Linked DNA regions of Homo sapiens: regions 1, 2, 4, 5, 6 and 7 are each linked to region 3. The links are chromatin loops, found by intact Hi-C in ENCODE. Cell type or tissue: mammary epithelial cell. All regions are shown on one strand.

The links. Peaks named below come from ENCODE experiments on the same cell type or tissue, not always from the same donor. Only the 100,000 strongest peaks of a DNase experiment are listed, where the experiment ranks them.
Region 1: a loop joins it to region 3, with 6 times the contacts of the local background. A loop is called at or near these places in 32 of 110 quality-filtered maps.
Region 2: it touches region 3 in a loop (7-fold over the local background); 91 of 110 quality-filtered maps call a loop at or near these places.
Region 4: it touches region 3 in a loop (14-fold over the local background); 6 of 110 quality-filtered maps call a loop at or near these places.
Region 5: it touches region 3 in a loop (12-fold over the local background); 17 of 110 quality-filtered maps call a loop at or near these places.
Region 6: a loop joins it to region 3, with 10 times the contacts of the local background. A loop is called at or near these places in 42 of 110 quality-filtered maps.
Region 7: a loop joins it to region 3, with 7 times the contacts of the local background. A loop is called at or near these places in 40 of 110 quality-filtered maps.

The regions. Positions count from the first base shown.
Region 1 is chr11:20,608,195-20,612,194 of GRCh38, reverse strand. All of the region lies in intron 5 of SLC6A5 (solute carrier family 6 member 5), which reads right to left. Among named protein-coding and RNA genes, the nearest start is that of SLC6A5, 11 kb to the right of the region's middle. RefSeq lists an enhancer at 1,716-1,785 and a silencer at 1,764-1,961. In mammary epithelial cell, a CTCF peak has its summit at 1,891; DNase peaks (open chromatin) are centred at 1,164, 1,894 and 2,294; H3K4me3 peaks cover 308 bases; H3K27ac peaks cover 422 bases.
Region 2 is chr11:19,949,929-19,953,928 of GRCh38, reverse strand. The region is part of intron 10 of NAV2 (neuron navigator 2); the gene reads right to left. Among named protein-coding and RNA genes, the nearest start is that of NAV2-AS3, 29 kb to the left of the region's middle. In mammary epithelial cell, a CTCF peak has its summit at 2,269 (motif pointing left); DNase peaks (open chromatin) are centred at 338 and 2,228; H3K27ac peaks cover 35 bases.
Region 3 is chr11:20,130,626-20,134,625 of GRCh38, reverse strand. It overlaps LOC107984418 (a long non-coding RNA gene), which reads left to right and starts at 2,237. Exons shown (of 3, transcript XR_001748477.2): 1 at 2,237-2,325. It overlaps LOC124902643 (a long non-coding RNA gene), which reads right to left. Exons shown (of 3, transcript XR_007062615.1): 3 at 2,325-4,000. In mammary epithelial cell, a CTCF peak has its summit at 2,015 (motif pointing right); no DNase peak of the experiment used is centred here; H3K4me3 peaks cover 562 bases.
Region 4 is chr11:19,741,337-19,745,336 of GRCh38, reverse strand. All of the region lies in intron 1 of NAV2 (neuron navigator 2), which reads right to left. Among named protein-coding and RNA genes, the nearest start is that of MIR4694, 17 kb to the left of the region's middle. In mammary epithelial cell, a CTCF peak has its summit at 2,443 (motif pointing right); a DNase peak (open chromatin) is centred at 2,466.
Region 5 is chr11:19,903,612-19,907,611 of GRCh38, reverse strand. The region is part of intron 6 of NAV2 (neuron navigator 2); the gene reads right to left. Among named protein-coding and RNA genes, the nearest start is that of NAV2-AS3, 76 kb to the left of the region's middle. In mammary epithelial cell, CTCF peaks have their summits at 2,155 (motif pointing left) and 3,886 (motif pointing right); a DNase peak (open chromatin) is centred at 3,891.
Region 6 is chr11:19,562,014-19,566,013 of GRCh38, reverse strand. It overlaps a transcript of NAV2 not described here. Among named protein-coding and RNA genes, the nearest start is that of MIR4486, 11 kb to the left of the region's middle. In mammary epithelial cell, a CTCF peak has its summit at 1,809 (motif pointing left); no DNase peak of the experiment used is centred here; H3K4me3 peaks cover 256 bases.
Region 7 is chr11:19,936,090-19,940,089 of GRCh38, reverse strand. NAV2 (neuron navigator 2) reads right to left here. Exons shown (of 38, transcript NM_145117.5): 8 at 317-429. Among named protein-coding and RNA genes, the nearest start is that of NAV2-AS3, 43 kb to the left of the region's middle. In mammary epithelial cell, a CTCF peak has its summit at 1,652 (motif pointing left); a DNase peak (open chromatin) is centred at 979; H3K27ac peaks cover 367 bases.

The DNA.
Region 1 (4,000 bases), 480 kb before region 3:
CACTTGCCTGCCATAAATTGCCTACCACTTCCCATACACACCGCAGAGTTTCTTAGAATGTTGGGTAAAAATGGAAACAATAATAAGAATCCCTTCCCTTTCAGTAGTTCTTTAGACCAAGGTTTCTCAATAGCTGTACTAATGGCATTTGGGGTCAGATAAAGTAACCGCAATAGGTCCATTGCCCAACAGGCACAGTGAGTCAATACTTCACCAAGACCCTGCGTTGCAGCAGAGAAAGAGGTTTAATTAAGAGAAGAGGACCTTTTTTAAGTCACCCCAGAATTCCAAAGGACCAATACCCCTGCAAGGGACAGCCTGGGCCCAGGAACAGAACACGCTCATGTGCTGATAACACAGAGAATGACAGATGGAGGGGCTGCACAAAGAAAGAGTGGGGATTGACACCTTGTTTTTTTTTTTTTTTCACCAAAATAAATAAACAAATAAACCACTGGGTAAGAATGAGATAGGATCTGCTCAGCCTGGTCATTTACTCGCAGGAAGCAAATAGAGTTTCCTGCGTTGCAGCAGAGAAAGAGGTTTAATCATAAGAGCCACTGAACAAGGAGATAGGAGGAAACCTCAAATCCATCTCCCCAAAGAGTTTGGAGCTAGGGTTTTGGAGTAGGTTGAAGAGTGCAGGGTGAAGTCCTGGGACAGAGAGATGAAGAAAAGCATTCTCACACTGATTCAGTTCCTCTGTGGGAACCTTTTTTCATTTGTTTGTTTTTTGTTTTTTGAGACAGTCTCACTGTGTCACCCAGGCTAGGGTGCAGTGGCACAATCTCTGCTCACTGCAACCTCTACCTCCAGGGTTCAAGTGATTCTCATGTCTCAGCCTCCAAAGTAGCTGGGATTACAGGTGTGTGCCAACACTTCCAGCTAATTCTTGTATTTTTAGTAGAGACAGGGTTTTGCCGTGTTGCCCAGGATGGTCTCCAACTCCTGGCCTCAAGTGATCCATCCACCTTGGCTTCCCAAGGTGCTGGGATTACAGGCATGAGCCCCTGCTTAAAGCTGGTAGGAGTCTTTAAACTGGTTGGCATCAGCTGTTTTGCTGGAATTCGGGATCTGCTTAAGCAATTCTTAAACAAAAGCCTTATGATTCTAGCATCAGAAATCTCATCTATAGGAACAATGGGGATGCAAATGTACGTAGTGTTACTCAATTTTTGGTTTCAAGGAAGTGAGTCAAAAGCACAGCCTGATTAATGCTGATTATAACAATACTTCTGTCTAGAATTCTTGTTAACCCTGCAAGGACAGCTTTAGTAATTCTTGGCTGTGGGACCGTCCTGTGCATTGCAGGATATTTAGCAGAATCCCTGGCCTCCACCTACTAAATGCCAGGAGCCCACCCAGCTGCAACAACTAAAAACGTCTCTGAACGTTGCCAAATGTCCCCTGCAAAATCTCCCCTGGTTGAGAATCTCCACTTCAGGGCCTAAAAATATCTTCCTATTCAAAGTATCTTCTTTAATCAAATAACAGAGTTTCAGGAGGATTCCCACCTAATCATTATCAAATATTTACCAGGAAAGCTTTTGTTTCCCCCAGCAGTGACATAAATGAAGACAATTAAAGAACACTCCATATCTCTGTTCTGTAAATAAGCACATAAGTTATTTCTAGCCCTCCTGCCAAACATTACGTCCACCCAAGACGGGAGAGATCACTAACACGAGGGCAAACACCAAATCTCTCGATTCCCAAGTTGCAATTGTGAAGCACGCAGGCAGCCTCACTAGAGAGCGTCTCTGGATGTCTGTAGATCACTGCCGCCGCAGCAGCACAAGGTCACCGTTCCTGCAGCAATGCAGCAGGGTTCCCAGGCTCCCCGCTCGCTCGCTCCGCAGCCCCAAGCCTCCTGCAATATCCCCTCCCACCACCGGGCGGCAGGAGCATGCTTCCCAGCGCCCGGAGCCTTCGGGTCCACCCGCGAGGGAATGATGGGCCATCTCATCAGAGAGCTCTGCGGCCCAGCAACCCCGAACAAAGAACAGCGATAATGATCGTGCTAAATTGGAAGCTGTGGAATGGGATTCTCTTTACTTGGGCAATTATTAATAAATGAAAGCACATGAAAGACCAGGGAGAAAAGGAATCATTTAATTAAAAGTTGTAATGAAAATGAAGCCATTCCGGAAATAGAAATGATATTTATGTTGTTCCTATTTTACGTGACCCAGCTAGCTCCTATTTTCACGTAAAGCCGCTGGTCTCACTTGACAGGGCACAGACTAGTCATTCTCCATTACAGATACTTGGAGAGTTGAGTCACCCTAAAGACAGCAGCCTCTCTTACAACCTGCAGCACAGAAAGATGTGGCAAACGCTGCCTCTCCCCACCCACAGATCCAGGGCTTTCCTCTGGGGCTGGAGTGGGTATGGTTGCCTGGTATCCCCATGGAATGTGTCCCTTGCAGCACTGAGAGTGTCATGGGGCAGCTCCAAGCTGCACACGAAGGTCACAATAGCTAGCCATTCAGCCCCTCTCTCCTGGGATGAGTCCTTTTGCCCAGCAGTCACAGGATGTGGGTAGTTATGGGATTGTGAGAGAGAAGGTGAGACTGGAAGGCAATTGGTGGGAAATGCTGGGGAAAGAGTTTATCCATCTCTTAAGGAAGGCTTGCTCAATATGACCATTTGGGAAACAGCCTGGCAATATCCGTTGTCTAGACTCCTGATTTGTCCAGCAGAGCAGTGGGGCTCTGCAAGTCAGGCCACCATCAACTTTTCTAAGTCACCCCAGAATTCCAAAGGACCAATACACCTGCAAGGGATAGCCTGGCGCCAGGAACAGAACACACTCATGTGCTGATAACACAGAGAATGACAGATGGAGGGGCTGCACAAAGAAAGAGTGTGGATTGACACCTTGTTTTTCTTTTCACCAAAAAAAAAAAAATTAAAAATTAAAACACTGGGTAAGAATGAGATAGGATCTGCTCAGCCTGGTCATATACTCGCAGGAAACAATCAGCGTGAAAAATGTACATTGTCTCCTTGTGCTCAGAGCTTGCATCATTTTAATGGTTTGTACCAGATGAGTAGGAGCTGAGCTGTGTCATATCTTTGCTCTGCCTTTCATGTCTCCCAGGCGATGGTGAGCCAGACTGGAAGCCAGAGACAGGGGCTTCTGTGTCTCTTGTGCCTCCACCCATGTGCCTGATCCAGTCAACATGCTCAGCCTGCTTTAAACACACACACACACACACACACACACACACACAGAGAGAGAGAGAGAGAGAGAGAGAGAGAGAGAGAGACAGACAGACAGACAGAGAGAGAGACTATAAACACATGTTCATGGCAGAAAATGCAGAAAAAAATGTCATCTCTCTGGGTCTGCGAGAGGGAAGAATTCATATTTTTGCCCTTAATATACTTGAAGGGTTAAATAGTGTCCTAGTTCCATCATGAAAAAAGCTGGTTTTGGAGGGCAGCACTAAGAGCCGATCATACAGAGATCACAGGAAGCTGGTCTCAGCACAGACCTAGCTGAGGAGAATTAACAGATCTACTGGGGAAAGAAGAAACTACTTGTTTCTAGGTTCCCTTTAAAATGACGAGAACTTCCAAAGTGACTGCTACTAGCACCTTTTATTTGTAGAGTTATATGCTTCTGCAACTGTATCACACTCCTCATTTCTTTTCTCCTTACAGCAATCCCCACAAGGTAGGTAGAGGAAGAACATTTTTATTTCTGTTTTTTAGAGAAGGAAAACAGATCCAGAGAGAGTTACTTGACCCAGACATACATACAGTCAGTGACAGAGGTATAGACCAGAAAGACTTTCTGACATAGCTGCCCTACTTCTCCTCACATTCACTCTCTTGCCCTTGACCCAAGAAGCTGACACTTTCTGCCAAGGCCTCAAGTCCCAATCTATTTCACATCTGAAGCATCTTCCAGGAACACTCCCTGACTCCCCAGTATCTTGCCCTCTTCTAGACACTACATTTTTATCAGAGTGGTCTAAGGGTCCACTCTCAT
Region 2 (4,000 bases), 180 kb after region 3:
ATGAGTGCTGTCTGCCTGCTAGGAACTCCAAGTTTAGTGGAGAAAGACACACACACACACACACACACACGCGCGCGCGTGCACATTTCTTGTGCATCTCAGATTCTTGCCTGTTCTTTTCAAGCTCTATCTCTAATATTCAAAGGTTAAGAACTTGTTCCAGTTCACTTGGCAGAGCCAGGATTAAATCTCAAGTCTGTCTGCCTTTTAAGAACATACTCTTTCCTCAGTACCATCCAGTGGCTTTCAGACACTTCCCATGCAAAGTGAAACGCTTATATATAAGGGTAGGTGTGAACCAAGACTACCAGAAACACGTGAGACTGAGCTAACTGTGACTGGGGGAATCCCAGAGGACATCACAGGGGAGACATTTTCTTCAGGATTAGTCAGATGGGCATGAGGGGAAAGGAATTCCAGGAAGAAAGCAGCATGTCCCAGGAGGGAGGGCTTTGCAAATGCAGGAACCAGAGGCAGGGCTTTGCAAATGCAGGAACCAGCTTTTGGTGGTGGCAGGTAGCCTAGAGCAGTGGGAAGTCTGGAGTGTGTGAAGGGAAATGTGGCCGGGGGCAAGTCAGCGAAGGCAGATGAGGCAAAGGCCATGAAGAGCCTCCACAGTCAGTTAAGGCATTCAGATCTGTTCCCACAGGCAATGGGAAGCCATCAAAGGTTCTGAGAGGGAGAAACTTCTGATGTTATATTTAAAGGGTCATTTTTTTGTCCATAAAGGGATATCTACTTATACTTTGGAACATTACACAACTCAGTGCCTCCTTTGAAAAGAAAAAAAAAATCATTTCAAACATATGGACGTGGAGTCTGCCCCTTTAATTTTATTCTGTACCATATGGCACTTTGAATTTTTAGAATATGAGTAGAAGATTGACTTCACAGATCAAAACCTAGTAAGAGAAATTTCATCTGTTATTTTAATTTCCTCCCCACTACAGCCAATGCCCAATTTATCAATCCAATAAAAGGGATGAGTGAGATCAGATAACAACCTGTAAAGTACTTAGACATGCCTGGTATATACCAGGCACAATATAAGAACACACACACACACAAAGTGTAAGAGGCATTTGCCCTTAATTCTTAGCTAAACTACATGGTAATATGGTAATAAAGTAATTTCAGCCCTACCATAGGGAGAATTGAAGGATACACACAGGTGCACATGCACACACCAGTACAGAAAATGAACTAGAGGCATCAAAAAATAGCTGTTATGCCAAGCCGAAGTACAGCATCACTTTAAAAACAGAGGTCTTAGGTTTTTAGAAACCAGAATTTACTTCCATATCAGATTTTCTAAATAAACTTACTATAAACTTTTACAAGAACTTTCCTCAAAGAGCCTCTGTACAGATTGATATATTACTCATACATCAAGGCTACATTTCTACTAAGCCAAATAAACATCTGGACAAAAGCTTTAATCATTTCATTGTTTCCAAGCGCCTGGATGTTTGAGGGAGATAAGGCATCTAGACCCCGACTGGGATTTTGGTCTTTATCAGATACAACTGCAAACAGAAATCCAGCTGAAGGTTTAAAAACCATATTAATTGTAGCACTTCAAAGCTCAGGGAAGTCAAATGACATGCCTAACGTCACAGAGCTGGCAAGAGGTTGGGGAGGGTTTAAGCCCTGGTCTGCCCAATATGATATCCCAGTCTATTTCCCTTTCACTACATCAATTGCCTCAACAATGCCTTATTCAGCACATTCTGAAGCACAGAATAACCAGCCTTTCAATATTTACAACCTTGCCAGTTTATAGGAAGAATATGATGAGTAGAAAAGACATTAAGTGTCTTGCTCTGAACTCTGCGTGTAAACACAAACTGGTAACTTGGCCTCAAAGCAGAAATTCACATGCATTTCCACAGAGTGGATACATGCTTAACAAGTGTTCTAGAATGCTACAACTAGAAGGAGCATTAGGTTCCATCTGGGCTACCTCTCCTCATGCTGAGGGTACATTTCTACATTAAAAGGAACAGGAAGAGAAACCAGACCAAAGTTCTCCAGTTTCAGTAATTGGGTGCTTTGCTTACGTTTCTGAACTTTTTATCTACACTTGCTCTAAGTGCTATCACACATGCTAAAACGTAAACTTGGCAAAGCTGGAACTGAAATGTAAACATCGGTGCTTTTAAGCAAAGGTAAAGGCTCTGGTTTGGATGGTTAAAGAAACCAGGAGTTTCTCAGTCGGCTATCACTAAGATTCAGGTTAGAGTGTTTCAATGTCTCCACCTTGTGGACATAATCAACACTACATCAAAATGAATTCACTGGCCATCTTTTTAGAATTGAAAGACTGGTTCGACAATAAAATCAACTATTACAGGATACAAAAACCTCAAAACAAGCCACAATTTGTTCGGTAGTATATGAAAATGGGAATTGATAATAATAAATCTGAGTCCATGCTAGATACCAAAAGTCTTCTAAACAATAATACAAAGATTACATTATGTGAAATTCAGTTGTAATAGGTGTATGCTATTGTTTTTCATGTTTATGGAAAACTAGAAAAAAAAGGATGCTCTAAGTTGACCAGGTCATTTAATTTCTCACTCCATTAATTGCGCCAGCCATTCCAGGCAGCAGAAATTTGTTGTACTGTAAGGTGTTGGGCAGCTCAGAAAACACTACAAAATAAAGGCCTCAGAAGTGAAAGTTTCTCTCTGACCTTTTTCTGCCCTCTGGTCTCTCAATCCTATTTCCCCTGAGGCCAGCCATAGAAACTAGAATCCCTCTGCCCCTAGGTAGGCCATAGAAATCAGAACCCTTTTTCCCCAAAGCCAGTCATAAAACCTCCAAACATTATTCTAATTTTCCCTCTTCCTTTCTGTGTGAAGCCTGGGCATAAGGAAATTATCTGACCCACCTTGTTTGATTGTAGAAACCTCCATTACAGAGAGGGCTCTGCCCCATACGCAGAAGGCAGGAATGCTTCTCAGAAGGGCCAAGAAGAACCTTGCTTGGTTTCCCCACTCCATCTGCTAGCATTAGATCATACCTTTTTTGCCCAATCATATTTCTACACAGCTGCCCGTACTTTGTAGAACCTAAGCATAAAATTGGACAATCTCCCCTATATCTTTGGGTATTCATTCTGAAGGCTTCTGTGTATATACATTAAGTAAATTTGTATGTCCTTTCTCCAATGAATCTGCCTTTTGTGAGCTGATTTTCCAGTGAACCTTCAGAGGGTAAAGGGGAAATTTTCCTTTTGCCCCTGCAAAAGGTTTGGTGGATTCTGTTTTCAAAGATTTCACTACCCAAGATAGTTCTAAAAGTAACAGGCTGAAAACCAAAGCACCTCTATGCCTCAGCTTTTAATGAAATAAAAGAACACTTCTAGTCACAGAGGTAGAACAGAGAAAAATCAAATTCATTTTGAAATAAACTCTAGTAGTTGTAGTATTTCAATACAGCAATAAAACGTTGGCAAGATGGTACACTATTACGCTCTGTCCCTAATAGCTGCAAGCCCTTGGGCAAGTTATTTAACCTTCCTGGACTTCACCTTCCTCATCTCTAAAATGGGGACTATGATATCATCTACCTCAAAGGATTGCTATGGAGATAGAACAAGAGAGTATAAAAGTAAAGCACCTAGCACTGTGTTTGGCATATAGGAGAGTTAGCTATTATTTAAATTATAAAAATACTGGCTCACCCATTGGGTTCTTGATCATTATTTTCATGGAAATGAGTGGCACAATTAGTATTTCTGCTTTTTCTTATCTGTAACTTTAACAGCTAGAACATTCAAGGTGGAAAAGATCTTGGAGAACTTCTGGGCAAGTCATGTTAACAGATGAAGGAAGAAGTCCCAGGCAAGTGAAATAACTCACTGCACCTTAAGTCTGCAGGGTGATCTGAGAGGGGAGCATGAACAAGTTACCAGCCAGGCCTCGTGCTATACAGTCATGGCAGGCTCCACCTGAAAGGTTCCTTAGACATCATCTCATCACTCCCCTTCACT
Region 3 (4,000 bases):
TAGAACTCATGGTGTGGTGGCTGCGATCATTTGTACTATAATATCATTGCTTCTATGCTCTTTCAGGGAACAGATTTATAGCTATCATCTCTCTATCTATCTTTCTGGAGCAAGAGGGAGGTCTTACTAGTAATCTTTAATTTAATACAGCAATGTGGTGTTCTTCCTTTGTTCTCATTCCATATGTTTTCTCCCTTCTCTCTTAGTGAATGAGAATTATTATTCCCCCAAACAATATATTTGCTTTAACATTCCTTAGTCACAAATAGTGCTGGAATTACTACATCAATACCACGACCATCAACACATCTACAAAGCAAAGCACAAGATTATATTCCATTAAAATTATATTCCACTAAATTATTAAAGTTCAATTTGATATACAGTTAGGTCTTTTTTCTGTTGATGTTGACGTTTAAGATATCTTTCCATCCTTGCTGATTAACTTTATTTTCCATGTGCATTCTGTAGAGTTCCCCCTCTGAACTTCCTTGCACTCAACTTCCCTTCATCTCACTCCCTCCTCAACCCCTCTTTCTTTTTCTGCCAGACTGAGTCCTTTAAACTTCTGAGCTTCCTTCTACCTCTCCCTTTCTTTGTTCGCTGTCCTTATTGCATTTCCCCATAGGAGCCTAGTTCTGTTCTAGGGACTAGATCTGTATCATGGAGTGAGCCATGCCTCCAGCTCTCATTTCATGTGGAAGAGATGCAGGGCCACAGCCATCACAGCAGACTGGGGGGCACTCTGTAACAGGGAAGCACAGGACTGCTGGGAGAACAGAGGGGACACTTCTCACCCCATGGTTGGGGAGGGGGGGGCTTGCACTCCTTAGCTGGCTCTCACGCTATAGGAAGAAGAGATATTTCCTTGAGTTTTTCCTTTCATGAAGCACCATTAATAATACTGTCGCCATAGAGTCGCTGAGAGGATTAAATGAGATAGTACACGTTAATTGCTTAGCACAGTGCCTGGCACAGGAAAGGAGTGTTGCACAGGTTGGGTATTACTATGTTATTAGTTCTTCGAATAAGCTTTCTACCCCTTGCTCTTGCTCAGCTCCCACTGTTTTGGTTTTTTTTTTTTTTTTTTTTTTTTTGAGACAGGGTCTCACTCTGTCATGCATGCTGGAGTGCAGTGGCATGATCACGGCTCACTGCAACCTTCATCTCTCAGGCTCAAGCGGTCTTCTAGCCTCAGCCTCCTGAGTAGCTGGGACTACAGGTGCACATCATTGTGCCCAGCTAATATTTTTTTAATTTTTAGTAGAGACGAGGTCTCACTATGTTGTCCAGGCTGGTCTCGAACTCCTGGCCTCAAGCAGTCCTCCCACCTCTGCCTCCCAAAGTGCTGGGATTGCAGGCATGAGCCACATGCTCGGCCTCAGCTCCCTCTTGAACACCAACAATTCCTAGATTTGGTCTTTTGAATTACTTTTGTAGATCTTAGATTTGGTGTTTTGAGTTACTTTTGTAGATCTTGTTGGCGGTCTTCATTCCTTTCAGTTATTTTTTTCCTTTTTTTCCCTCTGGCTGTATTTTCAAATAGCCAGTCTTCAAGCTCACTGATACTTTCCTCTGTTTGGTTCCCTCTGCTGTTGAGAGTCTATCGAGTTCATCAGCAAATGAACTTCAGCGATTCAGCAAATGAACTTCTCAGTTTCAAGATTTGCTTGATTTTTAAAATTACTTTAATATTTTGTTAACTTTGATAAGTTTCTGAAATGCGCTTGTGTGCTATCTCGGAGATCACTGAGTTTCCTTAAAACTGCTATTTTGAATTCTTGGTCAGGGAGCTCACCAATCGCCATGTCGTTAGGCCCAGTCACTGGATTTTTGCTTTGTCCTTTTGCGTAGGTCATGGTCTCCTGCTTGCTGGTGTTTTTGTGGGTATACGCCTGTGTCTTTGCAATGAAGGATTATTTATTCCAGTTTTCTCTGTCTGGCTTGTTTGGGTTTCTGTGGGACATCCTTGCCTAGCGAAGCTTCGCGGCCAGGTCGCTTCCTCTTTTTTGGCTCTAGGTGGCGCCCTAAGCCCAGGTTCGCCTCGTCTCCAATAAAAGGTGGGAGCACGGCCTGTCCCAAACAGGGGAGGTTTCAAAAGGGTTATCCTGGCAGTGTGGGAAGGCTGGCTAGGGGTTTGCGCACAGGGCATCAGAGGAACGTACCTTCTACAGCATGGTGCTGCGGAACAGCCGCTCCAATGCGGCGTCTCCTTTGGCCGAGTTACAGGGCAGAGTTTCCGGGCTGGGGTTGGCCCTCGCCTCCCTTTGTCTCCGACTGTGCTCAGGGATGCCGCTCCCTTCAGTCACAGCCACACCTACTGCGGTAAGGCAAGGACCAGGTCTCCTGCCAGGGGACCCGCGAAGGTGGGGGAGTTGGCGCACCCCCTTAGTTTCAATCGTTCCAGTGTAGAAACCGTGCGTTGGGGAGAGATTCCGCAGGATCGGTGCCAGGCCGAATGTGGATGGGCGGAGGTGTCCTGAACACGGAGGTTCCCTTCCCTCACCATCTGCCCGAGGTTTTCCTCTTTTCTGTGGCCCTGGAACAGTCTCATCCTCAGACTGGAGCTCTGGGTTGCTGCTGGTGTGGATCTGGGCGCTGGGTATTTGTTTCTGGTTGTCGGAGGGAGGGGTATTGGAAGCAGCTTGCCTGACGCTGCCATTTCGGGACTGGAACTCTCCACGCTGCGAGTATTGCTGCACGGTGCGTCACGCCCTCCATGGAGCCACACATGCCGCGGTGCGGTTCCAGGAAGAGCTCCGACGGCATGATTTTGGGTCTTCCCTCAACTACTCAGAACGTATCCCACATCGGTGTCGATACGCACGTGTATTCAATTTTGCCGACGCCACAACCATTCTTGCTTCTGGTAACGCTCTTCAGTTTTTCTTTAGCAACCCTGCCCCCCGCTTCTGGGTCCGTGTGGTCTGGGTGTAGCTGATGATCCCCGTACCCCAGCTCAACGAATGGGCACGGAACCCAGGCACACGAATCCACACCAGGACCCACTACGTAATAATCTGCAGGACCCGGTGCAGATGAAAATGCAGGGCTCCTTGTTCGAAAAGTATGAAGAATGACAAAGCTTTGCCCAGAGGTTCATGCCTGTAATCCCAGCACCTTGGGAGGCTGAGGTGGGAGGATGGCTTGAGCCCAGGACTTTGAGGCTGCAGTGAGCCGAGATTGGGCCATTGCACTGAAGCCTGGGTGACAGAGAATGAGAAACTTTCTCTTTTTCTTTTCTTTCTGAGACAAAGTCTCACTTTGTCACCCAGGCTGGAGTGCAGTGGCATGATCTCAGCTCACTGCAACCTCCACCTCCCAGGTTCAAATGATTCTCCTGCCTCAGCCTCCTGAGTAGCTGGAATTACAGGTGGCTGCCAACATGTCCAGCTAATTTTTTTTTTATTTTTTTTTATTTTTAGTAGAGACAGGGTTTCATTGCGTTGGCCAGGCTAGTCTCGAACTCCTGACCTCAGGTGATCCACCCGCTTTGGCCTCCCAAAGTGCTGGGATTACAGGTGTCAGCCACCATGCCTAGCCCCTTTCTCTTAAAAAATAAAAGGAAGAAGAAGTGTTCCACTGAAAAAGTGACCAGAGCCAAGAGGCTCAGAAACTGTAACTGAACCCAAAAAACCCTCCAAGCCTCTGCATCGCAGTGGTGCCTGAGGCAGGTCCAGCGCTCACTTGAGATACAGAGCAAAGAAAAGTCAAGGAAGCAAGGGGATGGGTCAGCAGTGAGGGAGGGCTCACTGATGTGTTGCCTTTGCTTCACACCTGACTGTCCTGAGCCCACAGATGGGAAGTGAGTCCCCACAGGGAATGCAGCAACTTCATGGAAATGAGCCCGCAGATGGGAAATGAGTCCCTACAGGGAATGCAGCAAGTTCATGGAAATGTCTAAACTGAAACCCAGGTCCCCTAGCCGCAATCCAATCACAGGAAACTACATTGGTCTTTACTAGACAGGAGGCCAGAAATAAATTCCAGCCTGGCAAGA
Region 4 (4,000 bases), 390 kb after region 3:
ACAATTTAGCCTGGATTATATTTGTCTTTTGCAAATGCAGTCATAAAATAAACACCTGAGCTTTCTGGAGACAATGCCACAGGTCAAGGAATGAATGAGAATTCCAGACACCATGACAGGCGGAAAGGGGAGATTCCTGAGGGGGACAGGATCATGAGCAGTTTCTGGGTGCCTCTGAAATCATGTCTTCTCAGCAACTGTCCCACATGACTACTGGACTCATCTTCCATGTGGAGATCATTTCTACTCCTAGTGCTGGTGACAGTACAACCCTGCTAGAGAGCGATAGGGAATATTTAGTAAAATCTAAAAAGCATGTACTTTGATCCAATAATTATGCTTTCAGGAGTCCACCTATCTTACAGTCCTATATGGGAAACTGTGCAAAAATAGAGGTGTAATCAGCACATTGTTCATGACGGCAAAAAATCAGGATAACCAAAATGCCTACCAGGAGGACAATGGCCATATAATAGTCTACAGTGCAGAGTTAAGAGAAGGCATTTGACATCTATGTCAGGAGATGCCTAAGAGATGATGATGCATGAAAGAAGACCTCTGTAGGATGGTGAGGATGGTGAAATTCCAACTGGAGTAAAGAAAGGATAGATGTATTTGAATATACTTGTTTTTGTACAAATTTTCTGGAATGATGCACAAGAAACTGTTCATAGAGGTGATTTCTGAGACAGTGGGGTGAGGTTGGTTGGAGAAAACATGAGTGTTTTCTATTCCTTTTATACCCATGTCACAAATCTTTAAAAAAAAAATCCACAGATATTACCTTTTAAATTAAAAGTACTGATTGAAGCCATAAGCAGAGAACTAATTATGGGTTTACCACAATTAGTGGTGCTCCTTCCTCCATCCTCAGCCATGTTCCCTAACTCACTGTCTCTCTAAATGGGCCCCACATGAGTGGTGTCAGAACTAAACCTTCTGGAGGTATTTAGGACAGGGAGATGGAAGGAGTGACAGCCAACAGCTGGCACTGGGGAGTGTTTCAATGGGTCTCTGGCAAAGTGTGCCATTGGCATCCTCTACTCTGCACAGTGAAGGCCTGCAACTCATCCCTAGGATAGGCCTTCACTCCAGGTCTCTTTCTGGAAAGTCTTTCACTCTTAAACTACACAAAGGCAAGCCCTAGAGGCAGAAGTATGGGTTTAAAACCAAGCTCCCACTTCACTAAGTGACTGAACCTCTGTAAGCCTCAGTTTCTTCATCTGTAATATGGGAACAATCACACCACACTTCCAGGGCTTCTTTGAGGAAGAGATGAGATAATCTCTGTGAAAACATCTTGTACCTTATCTAACACATATTAGGTGCTCAGTAAACCAACTGTATCTGAGGCCAGTGGAGGGGAAGCATACTACAACCCAAATAGGACTCCTCCTCCGAGTACCTGTGAGATGGGCTTAGCATTAGGGCCTGAGGATTGGGATGACCCTGGCCTGACCCAAACCTTCCATGCCAGTGGGGTAAGTAGACACTCCAGGCTCTTTGGGCTGGACCAGTCCAGACAGCTGCCTGGGCAGGACAGTGAGAAGCTGCCGGGATGACTGCCCAACTCTGAGCACTAGGCTCTTTGTCTATCATCAGAAGGGATGAGCTAATGCTTTGTGTCCAGGTCCAGATACCGTCACATTCCTGGGGCTGGAGAGGTAGCTCTAGGCTAAGCCCAGCACTTTTTTGTGGCCTCGCCTTGGAATTCTGCATCTTGTCCTTCATTGAGACCCAGAATGTTGTCCTTTGGGGAAACCCAGACACAAGCTCCTCATGCCTAGAACTGACAACTGCAGGCACTAGGCATTCCCACCTGAAGCTACACTTGTGTGAGCAGACTGCAGGCAAGACCCAGGAGGGAGAAAGCACCAGGAACTCACAGCACGGGTGGAAGACCCCAGTGCTTCACCCACCCTGGAGATATCCTGGGCCAGCAAAGAGGGAGTAGCTCATATCCATTCCTTCTGCCATCTGTCTTGTTGCTAGGCTTGGGTAGTGGTTGGTTATGCTAGGCCAGACCCCTGACTCCCAAGTTCAGAAGTACTGGCCTCACTTTGGAGCTGCAACAGCTATAACCACCACCTCTCCACCTGTAGGGTCCTTTGCAGTTTATAAAGCCCTTCATAGGAGCCTCACAGTGGCCTTATGAGTAAATGTTGAGGATCTCCACCACATTTTAGATAAGAAACAAGTTCACATAGGTTGTCATTTGTCCAAAATCCCAAATAGGGGGAGTAGAATTTGAACCAAGGCTACACAACTCTCACAGTGCTCTTTCTCCTAAACCCCACTGTTCTTCCTTCTCTAATCTTGGTTTTGCCTTCCGCACTGTGAGCAGGTAGAAGTGGACCTTCAATTCCCAGGATGCTACAAACTTTGACATCTTTAATAAGACACTACAGAAGTCTCCATGCATGTGTTGCTGTGAAACGCCACCAGGTGGCAATAGTAGCCACAGCTTGCCAGGACAGCCACCAAAGTGGACAGGAACATGGGCCTGTCTGCCTGTCTGTGCCTTCCAGGTACAGCAGTGCAGAGCTGCAGCTTCTAATCCACATGTGGACTGGCTTGGACAAGGGCAGAGGTGGCTTTTAGATTTCCTGCCCATCTGTGCATCAGGACTGAAGGATTCCTGCTCCCACTATCTAGAGATGGGCAGAGCTGATACCAGGCTGTGCCCTGGTACAGGGGAACCAGCCCTGTAACCTCCCTGGAACCAGTGCCTCATCCACATAGGCACCAAGCAGAACAAGGAGGCATGAACTGCCAGCCACCAGCTCTTACCTGGAGCGCCTCACGTAGTGGGTAGCAGGCAGTCCATGAGTCTTCCTTGCAAACCACACCCACACCCTTGCCAATCCCAGAGCTAGATGATGACCATGTGTGAAATTTATTCTGGCCTTAAAGTAGCTGTTTATTGGGCACTAACTATGTGCCAGACTCTGTGTTAAGTGCCTTGCACTTGTCTTCTTTAATTCTCACAAAGAATGTATGAGGCAAGTACTTTTATCACCCTTGTTTTACAGATGAGGAAATTGAGACTGAAAGAGGTTAAGTAACTAGCCCAAAGTTACAGGAGGTAGGAAGTGGTAGAGCCAGTATTTGACCCCAAGTCCCGATGACTGCTGAGTCCATGGTCTTCCAAAAATGTTTGGTTGGGCTGGAGTATAAGGGGCTCAGGAGGGGTGAAGGGGAGAACAGGTGTATGACAAGGTGCTCAACATCACTAATCATCAGGAAAAGGCAAATGAAAACTATAGTGAGATGCAGATATTACCTTACACCTGTTAGGATGGCTATCATCCAAAAAAAGTCAAAAGATAACAAGTGTTGGCAAGGATGTGGAGAAAAGGTAACCCCTGAACACTGTTTTTGGGAAAGCAGGCATTATGAAAAATAGCATGGAGGTTCCTCAAGAAATTAAAAGTGGAAATGCCGTATGACCCAGCAATCCCCCTTCTGGGTATATACCCAAAGGGAATGAAGTCAGCACCTCATAGACATATCTGCACTCCCCTATTTGTTGCAGCATTATTTGCAATTGCTAAGATATGGAAACAACATAAATGTCTATCAACGGATAAATGGATAAATAAATTGTGATATATATATATATATATATATATATATATATATATATATACACACACACACATGATACATACATACACAATGAAATATTATTCAACTTTTACAAAGAAGGAAATCATGCCATTTGCATCAACATGGATGAAACTGCAGGACATTAGGCTAAGTGAAATAAGCCCAGACACAGAAAGAAAAATACCGCATGATCTCTCTTATATGTGGAATCTTTAAAAAAAAAAAAAAAAGAAAGAAAGAAAGAAAGCCAGGCTCATAGAAGCAGAGAGTAGAACAGTTGTTACCTGAAGTGGGGGAGGGAAGTGGGGGAAAGAATGGGGAGATATAGAACAAAGGGGACAAAGTTGAAGTTCTGTGGGATAAATAAATCTAGAGATCTAAAGTGCAGCAT
Region 5 (4,000 bases), 230 kb after region 3:
AAAAAAGGAAAGGACCACCTAACAAATGCTTCTTTCAGTGTTCACTAGTTTCAATCAATACTTCTGTCTCAAATTCCCCCTCCCCCTATGAGTGGCAGTGGGGGAATTTCAAGAATCAATAAGTGACATTTCTAAGACACCAGGAGCAAAAGATAACAGGGTGGATATTTACCAAACTATGTCAAGTGTGCATTTGCTAAAAGTCGTCCTTTCAGTGAAGGTCATTCAGTGTTTCTTGGTCCCTTGGTTTTCAAAAACACTTTTCATCACGGTTTATCAGAGAGAGAGGAGGATGAGCAAGAAGAGGCGGCTACAGGGGTGCTTCAGACTTTTGATCTGAAGCAACAGACCAGGAGTGGAGAACTGGCTCTCTGAGGTTCTCAGTTCAGCTGCTGTGGTTACTTTCCCCTTTGTAGTCATTTCTGACTTTTGGACACTTATGAAATCATTGATTCAACAAACCTTATATACACAATTTAGGGTATTTTTCTGTATGGTTTCATCTCACGGAAACCGTACAATAACTTTATGTGGTTGGTGCTATCCTCATTTCCATTTTAGAGCTGAGGAATGTGAAGTTCAGAGGTGTTAAATGACCCATCAAAGCCACACAGCCATCAAATAGAGTTGCTGGGACCAGACCCCAGGTGTCCTGAGCCCAAGTCTGACATTTGGATCATCTTCATCACACAACAACTTTTGCCAGTTGGTGTGGGAAAGAGAAAGCAGAGAAGTGTAGGCCTGTGAATACCAAGAATCCCAAAGGCTGGAGAACAGACTCAAGTGGAGTAAGACCTGTTTTGCGGAGTTCTACTTTAACAGCTGGTTCCTACCTTCTTTCCTTGGCCACAGGGGCCTCATAAAGCAAGTGGTGCTTGTGCCCCTTCACCGACCTGCCAGCATCTGCTTCTTAGAGACACCTTCTATGGGACTGGGGTAACCAAGGATGCTTTGGCTGCTCTCCCCCGTGAGTTCTTAGAACTACATGCCCCTATAACTTATAGGAAACTGCAAGTATGTCTTAGTACATCTTAAATGAGCTCAGTGCATTCTCATTTTCATGCAACTACAGTGGAAAGAGACTATTACCTTGACAACTGAAATCAATCCATCAACACAAATTCACTGGGTGCAACCTGTTTATTGTGGTAGATTGATTACAAAAACAGCCCCTAGTGTCCACCCCTCTCTGTGCCATGTACGCTTTGCAATGTGACTTTGCAGCTCCTCCTTCAGTAGGTGGAATCTGTTTCCCAATCACAAGAATTTGGGCAGGTCACGTGACTAGGTTTGGCCAACAGAATGAAGACAAAAACTGGTGTCCTCTTTCAGAGCTTAGGCCTCAAAGGGCCTTGTACATTTCAACTCTCTGCCTTCGAACTCACCTACCACCAGAAGAATAGCTTAGACCAGACTGCTGGGAGATGAAAGACCATGTAGAGAATTCTGAGTTGTCTCACCTGAGGCCATTACAGACCAGCCAGCATGCAGTCAATGTGCCAGATGCCCTCAGACATAGGAGCAGGCCCAGCCGAGACCCCCTGAAGCTGGTGCACCTTAGCAAGACCGTCCCATCAGCCTTGGGCTTGTAAGAAATCATACGTGGCTATGATTTGAAAACATTCATTTTGAGGGGCTGGGAAGATAGGGGTGAGTAAGGCACCTGCTTCACCAAACTTATCAAGGTGAGAGGGTCCAAAAAAAGGTTCGCTCCCACAAGTTTTATTATTATCTATTTCCTAGGCAGTAACAGGTTTGAAGATGTTCTGGGGGAGGTAAACACTACTTGTGTTGGAAGGTATGAGCCTGAAATGGTTCAAATTGTGGCTAAAAGAGCAAAAGCTTGGAGTCAGGTGACCTAGGTAAGAATCCTTGCCCTAGCACATATGTCCTATATGGAAAAGTCCCTCTCCCTCACAGGTATTCACTGGTTTTCACTCCAAGCCAGATGAATTTAACATAAGCCAAATTAATCCTGGCCCCCTAAGAAGGTTCATTACTGAAGGTCAGAGCCTCATTCATGCACGAACAATAGGACAGACTGAATGAGTCTCTAGTATACAGAAATAGTTAAAAATAGGGCCCAGTTTCTTCCCTACAAGGTCGAAATTACTGGCTCTTCCTGGACTCTGTCCCTGGTTTTCCTTAATGAATACTGCCCCCTACAGCATGTCAGTGAAATAGATTTTTTAAAAAATAATTTGCATGAACATTCCTATCTGGCTCTTAGATGAGGGCAAGGAATTATCCAAGTGTTAAATGGTGGAAACCACACATGTGACTTCTCATGAAGTAGCCATGATTTCTTCTGTGTGGCACCCATCCTTGCCTGTGAACTCTCTGATGGCCTCTGAGCATGAACTTGGCAAGTTCAAGACAATTTAAGTGAAGTTAAGGGAGAAATCTTCTCAAGAATGTGAATGGAGTAAAAGAGGTCATCACAAATGCACACAGGCATATCCACGTAAGATGCAGCCTTTTTCCAGCATACAAATGAATCCTAGAGTACAAGTAGCACCCTCAAAAATAAAGCTCATTTTTGGAATGAATGAATACTTTTAAGGGAACCAATCCAAAGGTGGGGTTTTGGGAACTCTAATAAACTGTGGGGATATGTGTGAAATTACTGAGGTGGAGGAGACTCTTCCAGAACAAATCACACCAACTTTACCCTTGCCTGGGGTAATTAAATGCTAGATTTGCAAGCAATCTGAGAGAAAATCTATTCCAACCTACCGGCTATTGTAAGAAACCTCACCTGTAGCATCCCTAGCAAGTGATATTCCAGCCTCTATTTGAATACCTCTGGGGTCAGGGAACTCACTACTCTCAAGAGAGCCTATTCAACTGTGAGAAGACAAATGTGAAAAGTTCTTTTCACAATATACATATGGAGCCAAAGTTTGCCTCCCTGTATTTTTTTTTTACTTTTACTCCCTATGTCCAGAGAGAGAAGAAAAAAGCTAGTTCAGGATATAGATCTTCATTTGTGCAAGGGAACTGGTTTCTGTCCATAAAACTGTTTTCAAAAACATCCTTTATTTCCAACCATTGTGTGGGAGAATGGGGATCATGGGCACAATGGACCCTGCAAACTTTGGCTATGGGTCTCACCCTGAAGAGGTTGTACCTAGTCCAGAGAATTAAGTTTCTACCTAATCCAGAGAATTAAGTTCATTCATAGTACCCCTCTTTTTTTTTTATAAGACCAGTTACCACAAAATGTAATGATACTGTTTGCATTTGTTTACTGTCTCTTCCATCAGACTTTAAGTTCCATGCAGGCAGAAATAATCTGCTTTTTCACTTTTGAATACTCAGTGACTGGCATAATGCTTGGTACATAGAAGACATTCAATAAATAACCTCAGACACATGAATATATGAAGGACTGAATTCCAAGTACATGAATGTATAATAAATAAGGGAGAGAATCATTTATTCCACACTATACAGTCTGGTTTAGAATTATTTGCCTCTTAAAAATGGAACCAAATCTAGCATAACCTTTTTGCAGCAAAAATCAACTAGTGCCTTCAAAAATCCTTCTCCTTAGGGCTAAACCTGATCCTTGAATCCACCAGCTGGCTGCCTGCCCAAGTGAGTGGGTGGACGGCTTTGTGAAGACCAATTTTAGCTCAGGCCTGCTGTCAGTTCCTCACCACTCAAGAGAAAGTCTTTCCACTAGGCCACATGAACCTGATCACACCCACACTGTGGGTTTTCTCCATTTCACATACATTCTCCTAAATTGAGGAAACAAATGTGGGGAGGCCCTGTCTGGAAGAAAGCATTTAGACAGTCTGCAAGTTATTATCCTCCCAAGCACAGTGCCTGAGAATGCCAGGCTAGAAACCAAGGATCCTCTAGGAAACACACACAAAACTTGGGCAGTAGGGGGCAGCAGTGACTTACAGTCCTAGGCTGTCCTGGAGCCAAAGGACTTTTTTTTTTTTTTCTTAAACTTTTCTTTTTCCAAGCTATGTAATTATAGCTTCCC
Region 6 (4,000 bases), 570 kb after region 3:
ATGCTGCAGCCCAGTGTCCTGCGGTCTATCCATAGGTTGCTGACATTACAATTCACCAGTGCAAATGAGAGCAAGCCCAGAGCTCCAGAGGAGAAACACGAAGTCGCAAGTTCTTTTCCTCCAGCTGCCATTGGATGCCAGGCCACATCGAGCATTTCGTCTTTAGATGGCGAGACAGCCAGGAGGAAAATTGAAATGTCTGCACAGTGTTGTGTACATTGCATGACAGTGTCTTTGAAAAGCACATCTCATTGGGTGCACACATGTTTGCACACAGACATGGTTTATTTTAATGGTGTATTCAAAGCAGGGAGTGGGCTGTAGTAGTCATTTTACTGGCATTAATTTCTGTGGAAAAAAAAGGCGGGCTGTCAATTTATCACCATAGGAAAATCAATGAAATTTGAGCTTATTCCAGATACCTATGAAAGGGGTGGTTAAGGGAGAGATCAGTGATGCATGTAGCCCTTCCTCAGATGTCCTGACTCCTGGGTTCCTGGGAGCAGAGCCTAGCAAAGAACTGGTGTTTTCAAGACTGCTAATTACAAGCAAATCTCAAATTCAGAATGTGATCAAGCCACTACCGAAGCTCTCACCAAAGGACTCTTGGATGAAGAGGGAGGAGGGGACCTTTAATTGGAGAACAAATGGGAATTTGAATAATTTGAAAGATTAGGGAAATAGGAGAAGAGTACTTCCAAGGGTTTCGAGGCAGTGCGGAGTAGGAAGAAAAGCATGGGCTTTAACCTCAGCCACTGGGCTTTACAGATTTGATTGATGTAGGAGTAAACATATGTAAAAGGACAGCGATGGATCCCGGCAACATACTGGGCACACACTAGGCGGCCGGTGCCATTATTACCTTTTTCTGGAGAGGGGGCAGGCAGGGTCTCACTCTGTCATCCAGACTGAGTACAGTGGTGTGATCTCGGCTCACTGCAACATCTGCCTCTTGGGTTCAAGAGATTCTCCTGCCTCAGCCTCCCGAGTAGCTGGGATTACAGGCATCTGCCATCACTCCTGGCTATCTTTGTATTTTTTAGTAGAGGTAGGGTTTCACTATGTTGACCAGGCTGGTCTTGAACTCCTGACCTCAGGTGATCCGCCAGCCTCTGCTTCCCAAAGTGCTGGGATTACAGGCGTGAGCCACCACGCCCGGCCCAGTGTCATTATTACTTTTGCTGCTCATTGGCTGCGTGGCTCTGAGCAAGTCACCCGACCTCTTTGGGCCTCAGCCTTCCCCTCTGTGACATGCTCCTGGGGAGCCCGGTGGGAGGTACAGAATAGCACACGGTGGGCACTCAAGCGGCGGCGGACCTCCCGGCCCCCTGATTTCTAGGGGACGGCAGGAAGGGAACTAGAGGGCAGGTCTGGACACTCAGGCCCCGCCCCGCCCCTCAGCCCCTCTCGCTAAGTCTGGTGAGGCACCTCACGCAGTTGCTCCTCCAAATGGAAAAAGAACACGACGCCCAGATCAGAGCTCTGCCAAGAGTCTCCTTAGAAAGGCCCGGCAGCCAGCACTCTGCCGAGGGCCTGCCAGAGCCCGACTGGGTGGTGAAAATAAAATTAACAGCTAATGAGCCGCTTCCTGAGGCTTCAGGGAAGAGCCAGTGTCAGCCAGCGCAGGGTCTCACTTTTTGAGCAATTAGAGGAAAAGCAGGATTCTGTCTTGTGAGCATCACCAGATATTCCTGTCCACAGTGGGGGGAAAATTCGAGAAGAAACGCTGATCCCAGCCTCAGCCCATTCCCCCAGAGAGCGCCCCACCCTCAAGGATCACCAGCGCTATGCCCTGAAATGTGTTTATGCTTCCCCCTGCTGGTGGCTCTTGTCACTGCACTCCCCAAAGCCCCCGCCACAGAATGGGTAGGCCAGGCTTCTCACAGCCGCTCATCTTCCCTGGAGGGGTAGGGGTCGGGGGTTCAGGTGGGGACGGGCTCCTGATTGCAGAGGCTGCAGCTGGCCTCCATGTGAACAGGTGAAGACAGGGAATGTATCTAAAGAACGACATTACAGTAGCAGCTAATATTTATTTGTTCAATATTTAATTTATTAAATATATTTGCTTTGCTTTAATTGATTTGCTTAATATTTATTTGCAAGGTGCCAAGCCCAATGCTAAGCATTTTTCCTGCTTTACCTCCCTTAACTCTCTCAATAACCCTGTGAGGTAGTTATTACTATTCTCTTCATGTTACAGGAGGAGTCTGAAGCTCAGGCATGCTGAAGTTCATACATCTGGTAACTGGCAGAGCCCAGATTTGAACCCAGGCAAGCTTAACTCCAGATCTTCCATTGTAGTGGCGGTTCTCCAACTTTTGGGGGCATGTGAATCGCTTGGGATACATATTAAAATGCCCCATAGACCCGGGATTCAATGGGTCTTGGGTAAATAAAGCCCAGGACTCAGCATTTTAACAAGCACATTGGTGAATTCTGGTGTAGCTGATTAATGGATGCTACTTCAAGATTTACTGCAGCCCACCAGGTGCATCCCGATCCAAGGGCTCAAGTAGCAACCAAGGTGTTCATTTTACTTTACAGTTGTTACAGACAAAAATCGACTCTGGTCTATAAAGGTCCCTCTGTGTCAAAAGGAGACCATGACTAAATTCCACTCTTAGCCTCAATATTCACAAAGATCTAGCCTAAGTGTAATGGGGTTCCGACTCCTGAGTCCTGGCACCCAACTCTGTATTACTGGTAGAGCTGTGTTTGGGAAGAGAGACTGGGGAAGTGATGGAGAGCTGGTAGGGAAGGTGTTGTCCTGACTATTGGGCAGGCGTGGGAAATTCACTTCTTTTCCCTGGTCTTGGTTTGTCCATCTAAGCAATGAAAAGATTTCGGATCTTCTCTAAATTTTGAAAATTCTATCTGCCCACAATCCAAACTTTTGTATTTCTTTTGTTTTCCTGAGAGCTCTCATAGCAATCAAACTGAGCTATCCAGTGTCCCAGCTTCTGCTTTCTGATAGGTCCAGATGTTAATTGGGTCTCTGCTGGTAATGTATTTAATACCTTCTCTAGGTAGGTGAGGTGTCTTGGCAGGGCCTACTCCATGTTTTGAAGGTGACATTATTTTAGGACCCAGAGAAAACTCATGAGATTAGATGGATAGACAGAGATTCCTTGACATCTTACTGACCACACCATTAATACATATGATTGGCTCTGAATGGAACTTGGTTATGAAGCAACCCTGTCTTGTAGGTGCTACTGATGCAGATCTATAGACTAGGAGACATAAAACCTGGGCTCTGACCTGAGAACTATTGCTTTAGTGCTGCGTAAATCCACACCAGCACAGGGCCTTCATTTTTCTCTTCACAATGAGGCATTAGGCTTTGTGGTACATGGTCCCTTTCTTCCTGGATTCTGAGATGTATTAGATCAGCCAGCTCTGGGCAAGCCATGTGTCAGAGGTCTAATCCCTAATCAAACATCTTAGAATCCTATTCTGTTGCTGATTTAGTGCCTAAGCTCCAGGGCTGTCAAAACTTGAAACTGAAAAAAAAATATGAAGAGTCAAAAACATTAAGTGAAGACCCAATCCATGTCTCAAAGAGAGAGTTTATTGTAAGTATCTTATCCTGCCCTAAAGGATGCCCGGAGCCCCCAGAGATGCCCCAAAAGCTTGAGGCCCCAGGGGCTACTCTGCTTGTCAACAAGACTTTCCACCCTCTGAGAGCGGATTTGCCCCAAAGGGTTGGTGGTCAGGCATAATAACTTGATTCTGTCATGATCCACCTCACAGGCAGGTGCCGTCTTTCTATATATGGATGTTGCGAGACTAAATGAGAAAATATAGATAACACTTGGCACAGTCAGAGTTCTGTAACTGTGGATTGTTGTGATGGTTTTTGTTATTTTTACTAGTTAATCCTTATAAGGGTATCTGTAAAATGGGTATATTACCACTGCCAGGGAAATGGTTGGAAGATTAAATGAATGCAGTGTGGAGGCACGAGGCCCTCACCCCCAGAGGCTTAGTGCCTGCATCT
Region 7 (4,000 bases), 190 kb after region 3:
AAAGTTAAGTATCAGTGCAGTCCAGAGCCCCTAAATGAATAAAACTGAACGTATCTTAAAAATAGGATTTGCACACCAGTAAGAGACTTGTTTACGATTCTGGGGAGGAGGGAAGAAACTGTAAGAGGGAGAGAAAAGGGAAGAAAAACAAGAAGAAAAATAATAGGAAAAAAAAAAAGAAAGAAAGTTTGTTTAGCTCAAAGTCAATGCAAACATAATGCAACTCGTAATCAAGCTGGGTTCATGCTGTTCCAGCAGGTATTGCGTGGAAGGCCTCATCACCAACAGACACAGATTTCTGAGGCTCCATACTCACCAGTGAGTTCTTCCAGAGCAGGCTGTCCAGTCTTGGTGAAGTGGCTGGGCTCCACGCTCACACCTGTTGAGCTTGACTCGGCAGTAACATTCCCTTCAGTGTCCGTCTGAGACCTTCACACACAAACCGAAGCAGACACACTTGTCATGAGAGGCAACTACCACATCTGGACCACTGTGGTCTAACCACAGCCCTCACCATCACCTCCTGTAGCAAGAAGCTTCAGAACAGAGTGGACCAGCAGACTGACGCTAAATAATTCATTAGCCGTATGTGGAGCAATGTCCTAAGAACAGAGAGAGCCGCTGAACTGTAAAAGATAAACTTTTCATTGCCCAGATGGAGGGTCTGCAATCCCTCACTGGGGAATGCTTCTCTGAACCTCCGTCAGGATGCTAGGTCTAGCCAGACACATGCTGGAGGGTACGGGGTGATTTGAATAATTTAACCTATGCCAAAGAACAGCTTCTAAGTAACCAGCCATGCCAACAAGTCAAACATAAAGATGACTCTATTAACAGCTCCCCCACCCCAAAATTCTCCTGACATGGTTTTCTCTATAAAGGTGACCATAAAACCAGTCGGAAGTGGGTGCCAAGCAGGTGTGTTTGCCCTCCAGGTCTCTGATTCAGAGCTTAGTTCTTCTGACATGAAAGGTCTCATTGATCATTATTTCAACACTTGACTGAAATCTGTACTTCCCCAAACCCTCTCCATGCCCTTATTTGTCAAGCAAATTGAAGCAACAGCTTCATGCAATGTTTTCTTGTCACAGCTACCTCTGCTCATTCAGGCATGGCATGCAAATGCATAATTACACTCAGATGCATGACCCTGCATGTAACATTATTAACGCACTGGCATGCTGAACTAATTCAACCGATTTCACTACCTGTGAAGAAAACGTTTGCCCAGAATGAGAATGGACCACGGGGGATGTACTGATAAACCTCAAGTCATCCAACTGTTCTTCCCTCCTTTGTTCTTCCTACTGAGGCCATCGTTCTCAATTCTGTTATCTTTACCTTTAAAGGATTTCATACTCCCTGTGCTCCTTTCACCTCCAGCCAGGGTCCAAGCCCTCATCATCTCTGCTGAGGCCTTATGAGTACTTTGAAACAGGTACCTCACACCTAGAGGTTACAAATGGCAGCCCGGTGTGGAAACCAGCCCAACTTATTCCTACTGGTCTGCATAATATTTTAAAGTTTTAAAATTAGTTCAACATTTAAAAATCGGGATATTTCACAATAAATATCTGCATTTCTGCCTTCGTCCAGTAAAAACAATAAAGCTTGGAAAGGACTGTCTTTGTTATTGCAGATCGCCACCTGCTGGTGCCAAGTGGTGGCTGCACCCTCTAAAGAGGCGTGGCTCCCTCTGCCACAGGCCCACTCACCCTGAGCCACCCATCTAGATGACCATTTAGAGGCCAATTAGGCATCTGAATCTGTGATCTCCATTCTACACTCTTCCTAAGTTTGGTCTACTCCCCACACGATCTTTCATTGACTTTTGTAATACTGACGTGATGACATCACTGTCTTCGGTGGTTTCCATTACCCACAGAATAAGGTCTAAACCCCTTATTGTGGTAGATGATGGCCACATTCTTCCTTTATTTCCAGCCCCATCTCCTGCCTTTCCAACTCTTTACATACAACTCTACTATGCTGCACCCACATGTGGCTTCTCTCCACATGGCTTTAACAGGTTTATCTTTGCAGTAACTACAACCTCTCTGCCTAAAGGCCCTTCTCCTCCTTCCTTAGTTCGCTGCTAATCTGTCTTTAAGATGCAGCTTCCATGTCATCTTTTCCTGAGAGCTTTCCTTGACTCCTTGCCAGGAGTTCCTACAGCACTCTCCTTATTCTCTTGTTGGCTAAAATGTGATCCTATAGCACTCTCCTTATTCTCCTGTTGGCGAAAATGTAAATCTTTCCTCAACTAGATTGAGAGCTCTTCAGAGGCAAAGGTTAGTTCAAGTTCATATGCTACACAGGCAACGCAAGAAGGGTGTGTTGACTGGATAAATAAGAAATGTTTAAGTCTCAGAAGATGCTAGGTACTAGAAGGAACATTAGACTTGGAAGTCTAAATATTCGACTAGCTCCAGGTCTAAGATCTATAACTTGTTAGCCATGCAAAACTTGAGTTGTCACTCCACCTCTTTGAATCTCAGCATCCTCATCTGTACAATGGGGATAATAATAGCAATCTCCTCTGGTTCTATAAAAATGAAAGGTGATGTGACACACAACTCTTAGTAAACTATAAAGTGATAAAGTGATAGATGAATCCACTGTTACTTCTGAATTGATAAATATAATTCATTCTGAGTGATTTTTAAAAAAATGACCCATCTTCCCTTTACTCCTTGGTAACAACTTTAACATGGAGAGGTTTTGGTGGGCGGGGGGGGAGCAATTATAAGTTATATATAGTGAACCATAAGCTTGAGGGAGAGAATTTTAGAGCAGAAAAGGAGAATAAACCATTTTATAGAATCTAATCTAATCCAATCTTCTCATTTTCCAGATGAAGACAATAAAGATAAAGTGATTTAGAGTCAAGACTGGTGGTTAAGAGCCTGGTCTCACTAGTTAGACAGACTTGGCTTTTTGGTTTGTTTGTTTTTGAGACAGTCTCGTTCTGTTGCCCAGGCTGGTGTGCAGTGGCGTGATCATGGCTCACTGCAACCTCCGCTTCCCAGGTTCAAGGGATTCTCATGCCTCAGCCTCCGGAGTAGTTGGGACTACAGGCGTGCACCACCTCGCCAGGCTAATTTTTGTATTTTTAGTAGAGATAGGGTTTCACCATGTTGGCCAGGCTGGTCTTGAACCCCTGACCTCAAGTGATCTGCCCACCTTGACCTTCCAAAGTGCTGGGATTTCAGGTGTAAGCCACCATGCCCAGCCTACACCTGGTTTTAAACATGAGCCCCTCTAGTCTAGTTCTGTGACTTGGGGCAAATTGCTTAATTACCTCTAAGCTGCTAGCTCATGGAGGTGTGGGAAGAATGAAGTGAGCTAAGATGTGGAAAGCCCTTAGCGGACTCTGTACCCACACTCGATCAATACCTGTTCCTGCAGCCAGTGCCGAAGACCTCAGAGGGCACCAAGGGCTGATAAAGGACAGGGCCCAGGTGTCCTGATTCGTATCCTGGTGCTCTTATTTCCAGCGTCACTTCCCAGACTACCCTAAAGATGAAGGCAACTCAGAGGGGACAGAAGGACGTTAGTTACCCAGAGTGGGCATTAACGTAAAAACGGGGCTAGTCAGATCCACATCATAGACGTTTTCCTCTTCCTCCTCTTTGTCAGACATTTGCTTTTTATCATTAAGACTTTTTCTTCTGATAGAAAAGCTTGAAATAAAAAAAGGTTATATCTTTTATAATCTTTCAAATGATTATAGCGAACAACAAAAAAAGAAGGAATGGGATTGATGGTGATCAAAGACTGTCATATTTTAATTTTGAAAATGCAAATTGAGAAGCTGTGAATCCTGAATATGTATTACCTTAAGACTAATAATGCTATTGGAATTATAAAAATTTCATATGGAGCTATTTAGTTGCCTCCACACTTCAGAGAACAGTTCATGGCTGGGCGCGGTGGCTCATGCCTGTAATCCTAGCACTTTAGGAGGCTGAGGAGGGTGGACTGCCTGAGCTCAGGAGTT